Regions from separate parts of the Mus musculus genome. Here region 2 is linked to region 1. The links are chromatin loops, found by intact Hi-C in ENCODE. Cell type or tissue: left cerebral cortex. All regions are shown on one strand.

What was found. A loop is a pair of places that touch in the nucleus more often than their neighbours do. Peaks named below come from ENCODE experiments on the same cell type or tissue, not always from the same donor. Only the 100,000 strongest peaks of a DNase experiment are listed, where the experiment ranks them.
Region 2: it touches region 1 in a loop (3-fold over the local background); 1 of 42 quality-filtered maps calls a loop at or near these places.

The regions. Positions count from the first base shown.
Region 1 is chr1:7,098,244-7,100,743 of GRCm38, reverse strand. The region is part of intron 1 of Pcmtd1 (protein-L-isoaspartate (D-aspartate) O-methyltransferase domain containing 1); the gene reads right to left. Among named protein-coding and RNA genes, the nearest start is that of Pcmtd1, 11 kb to the right of the region's middle. In left cerebral cortex, a CTCF peak has its summit at 1,286 (motif pointing left); no DNase peak of the experiment used is centred here.
Region 2 is chr1:6,482,219-6,484,718 of GRCm38, reverse strand. No RefSeq gene overlaps it. Among named protein-coding and RNA genes, the nearest start is that of Alkal1, 120 kb to the right of the region's middle. In left cerebral cortex, a CTCF peak has its summit at 1,272; a DNase peak (open chromatin) is centred at 1,075; H3K27ac peaks cover 530 bases.

The DNA of each region.
Region 1 (2,500 bases):
CAAACGGAAACTCCTTTTTCCTGAAACACACAAGGGAGATTATTTCCACTGCACTCTGTGTGAATGTTCCCTCCCGTGCAGCATGTGCACAGAAGTGCATACATGACTATATATGTACACACATATAATTAGTGCCAATTACTTTAAGGGCTTCTGAGATACAATAAAGACAATGATTACTACATATTGGCAACACATATCCCCAATAGAAAAAAGCAAGCTTCTTTGTCATTGTAAATAATGAAGCAGTTCAGTTACTGAACCATAGTGATTTCATGCCATTTTTTTAGAGCTAAGTCCATTTCAGAATCAGCTATTATACACAGATATCTATACAAATCATTGTAAAAACAAAAGGTCTTTTAATTTATCTGGTTCACAAAAGAACAAGTTCAAATCATTTTGTATAGGAAAGAAAACCAACCCCATTAAAATAACTTAGACGTATTTAAAAGTAACTCTTTTAAGATAGGTTTTACAATGCTTGTAAAACCAGAGACAACTGCATGCTTTTCTTGACACTAACATCCTACTGATTACCTTTGTGTTCCAAAATCTGACCATTTGTTTGAATATGAACATTAAGATTGTTAAACTGCCTCTAGAAGCTGGGGCTGTCGTCAGCTGGTGGAGTCCTTGGGTGAAGTCTCCAGTGTCATATAAACCATGCCTGCAATCTCAACACTCGCGAAGTGGACGCAGCAAACTAGGAAACTGAAAATCATGCTCAGCTTCACAGTACGTCAAGGCCAGCCTGAGACTCTTTCTAAAAACCACAAAGCACATACATACATACATACATGCAATCTAATCAACAAGAAACAATGATGAGCTGGATATGGTAATCTATACGCCTATAAACACAACACAGACCACAAACAGGAAAACTGTGAGTCTGAGTGTTAGGAGTGCAAGCCTAGACTATACAGTAAGGCTAAGGCTGTACACAAACACACACACACACACACACACACACACACACACACACAGACACATACATCACACAGAGAACACATACAGAAGCACACACACAGACGCATACATAGAAGAACACACACATGGAAGCACACACACTCATAGAAACAGAGAAGCATACATAGAAAACACACACACACATAGAAGCACACACAGAAGCATACATAGAACATGAACACACACACATAGAATATATTGATGAAAACTGCTGGGCTGGAGAGATGCAAGAGCACTGACAGCTCTTCTGAAGTGAAAATCCCAGCAACCATATAGTGGCTCACAACTATCCATAACGGGATCTGACGCCCTCTTCTGGTGTGTCTGAAGACAGCTACAATGTACTTACATATAACAATAAATAAATAAATAAATAAATAAATCTTTAAAAAGAAAAGAAAACTGCAAGTCATTGGGCTAAAGTAAACTGTCCTCCCAAATACCATACATAAACCAGTTTTTGAAGGTAAAGAATTTCTAAATATTTCCTTCTACTAAACTTATATCAAGATACAATGGTACCTACCTATTGGCAATGAACACAGAACATTGAATGATCCATTTACCTGTGCCTCCACAGCCAACAGCTAAAAGCACCAAGCAGCTGACCATGCATGTGCAGAAATTCTCCTGCTGTCATCTGAAGGCCTCAGCACAGCCTGGACTCCAAAAGCACCATTTCCTCTTATATAAAGCTCCACACCAAAGAAAAATTCAAGTGCTCAGTTTTCCCAGTTCTATCACCATAACTATTTGACTTGCAGGGGAACTAAGGTAACAAAGGTCCCTACAATTACCTGGCATGCTACCTGTGGACAGTCAGCAATATTGCTCCAATCCCCTGTGACTTCTTGATACTTTTAATACTTTTTCAAAGACTCCTAGCCAGCACACTATTTGGAAGCAAAAACAAACAAATGCCCTTTGATTTATTATGTTATTTTTAATGTCTAATAAGATATAAGTGACTATAAGAAAAGCAAAGAAGCCAGGCATGATCCCAGCATTTGAGAGACAGAGGCGGGTGATCTCTATGAGGTCAAAGCCAGCCTGGTCTACACAAGGAGTTCCAGTCAAGCCAGAACTTCAGTGAGACCCTGTATCAAAAGAAGAAAACAAAGAACAGAGGTTCAAAACACATAAGCACAAATGAACTCCATGTAAAGCAAACAAACAACAAAGAACTAAACCATAATGGCCAAATCTAGACACATATTCATGATACCCTGAATGAGGAACAAATGGCATAGGTAAAAACTTTTACAAAGTAGCTTTTATGGGCTGGGAAGATAGCTCAGTGTGATAGCTCAGTGTGATGGTTAGTATATTCTTGGACCAGGGAGTGGCACCTTTTGGAGGTGTGGCCTTGTTGGAATTGGTGTGACCTGGTTAAAGTAAGTGTATCACTGTGAATGTGGGCATAAGATCCTCACCCTAGTTGCCTGGAAGTCAGTCTTCCACTAGCAGCCTTTGGATGAAGACATAGAACTCTCAGATCCTCCTGCACCATGCCTGGCTGGATGCTGCC
Region 2 (2,500 bases), 620 kb after region 1:
AAAGAAGTTGAAAAATCTCCACTGGAACTGTGTTTAAGAATAGGGGCTCTAGGAAAAGCAACTTCCAGGCTTCCTCCTGGGGATATCTTGACTCCCCCTGTTCTAACCCTGTGCCTTCTTCCTTCTTTAATGTTGGAGGTGGGGTGAGATGCCCTAGTGTAGATATCCTTTGGGCAGCCTAAATGCAAATCACCCCTATTCCTTTTCCATTAGCACTTTCTTGACTTCCAAAGTCCATCAACAAAGCATACTGTTTACAAATGTTCTAAGGATACTGTCAGAAGAAGCTGAAGTTGAGATAATCTACCCATACCCAGATAAAATCTCACTTTCTAAAAACAAAAAAACAAAAGTGCTCAGAACAACATAGGAATCCAGTGCATGGTAAAAATCCACACAGCAGTCCAAAAAATGGTGCTGTGAAATTCTCACTTGCTGGCTACTTCTAAGTGCTTGTTCCTATATTAAACAGCCATTTACCAACTACCCATTTTCCAAAATATCCTTAAAACAACCATATATAGTAACATTCTGTTCAGAAATAACAACTGCTTAAGGTTTGGGTTGTTGCGGCTTGTTCCTTCTGGAAAACTACACTTATTAGAATTAGGGAACTTAACAGCAAAGGTTGTTCTAGTGTTTATCCATTAAATGATGTTTTCTGGAGGAGTTCATGTGGCAAGGTGATAACTTAATAACTATTGGCAAAAAATTGTCACTGTTTCTATAGAACTGTACTCAAGCAGAATAGATAATGATTACTCGTGCTTGGATTCTGGAACTTGTGGAATCTGCTTTCTGAAAATGCCTTTTGGAGTCTGCAGGCAGCACTGGCAAGGATAAAAAGGAAAAAGAAAACGTTTTGCTGGCAATTTACAAAGTACAACTAGCTCTTGGAACCCCACGGTATGGTGCAGCAAAATGCACAGCCCCGCTGGTGACATCAGATTACAGCCTTGAGAATGGGTGTGGGAAGCAGGCCAGGACATAGCTGTCACTGGTCACTAACACTGAATAAGCTGAGGAAGGGGCAGCCCACAGATTCCTGATTCTTTTTCCTTACGCCATGCCAATTTTTTTTTTTTTTAATTCTTTGAGAAACCAGTGGGCGGGCACAGATGGGAAGTGGGAAGCTGCAAAGGGAAAGAAGATGGTACAGAGAAGAGTGCTGAGCCAGGCGCTCCTCTGCAAGTGCATCCTCCAAGATCCAGATGGCATGGCCTTTCTTTGCTATTGCCACCTGGCACCACTGCCTCTTCAGCGCCCCCTATCTGCTGTCAGGACCATATGACCATAATTGATACCAAGTTACCCTTTATCAATTTGCAAACCCAAAGGCCAGAGCTCAAACAGCAACCTGTGAGGTATTCTGTTAACACAATAAATGTTTTAAAAGAGCAACATGTTTTAAAAGAACCTGTTAGAGTGCCAACTTCCAAGAAATGCAAACTCTACTTAGGGGAATGCTCCTTTACCTATGCAGCAGAATTTAAAGCAGTCTTTCCCTAATGAGTTGTCAGCAAATGTCACCTGCTTTAAAAAGTTAGCGGCTGGGAAGGGAGAAGCTGCTATGTTCTGAGCTGTGTGTTTTCAAAGCTTAGAATGGATGAGGCCCCTGTTCTCTTTTTATGCATGTGAGTTAGCTCTGAATCAGAGAGCTGTACAGTGACACTTGAGGGTGAGCTGTAACATCTCCTCTTTATAGAATACAACTTATTAAAGAGGAGGAGGAAGAAGAGGAGGAGGAGGAGGAGACTACAAAGACAAGGCTCTACAGGACACTGCCAAAGAGATGAACTCAGGGAACTCTTGTGCAGCTCACTGGGACTTTTGTCCTTGCTAGGAACCTCTCCCAGATCCAGGCTGGTGACTCGTGCATAAAAGACAATTTTTTCCACTCACAGAGTTTGCAGTCTAGTTACTAAAGCACTAATACAAAAAAACAAAAAAACAAACAAACCAAAAAAAAAAAAAAAAAAAACCCCTAAAGAGCAAATACAACACAACACTGAGGTGCTATTTTAGAAAGAGGGGCTAAAGTGCTCCAGAGCCAATATCATTGGGCTCTACCTCTCCAGGGCACTTTGCAGGGCTTCTCTAGAAGGCTGATATTTCATTGGAGATAATGAAAGTGGTAAGAACCAACTGGCAAAGGGGATTCTCTCCCAACCCACCCATGGCATGTGACAAGAATCCAGAGCAAGAAAGGCAGTGGCTGGAATGGACGTGTGTGAAACCAAGCCCTGGCGACACTGCCAGAGGCTTCACACCACTGCCAGGGGCTTCACACCAGCTGGGTTCTTACTCTCTGTGACTGTGACTTGAAAGGGAAATACCGGGACGTAGGATCGGGAATGGAAAGGAGGCACTTTCGTGGAGCTATTGAATTCTACAACATATGGTAACTATAAGGGAGATTACTGTTGGGACCTATGGGAATGCAACATAAATGACTAGCCTAAAACAAACCTGCATAGAACTACTTAGCACTCTGTCACTG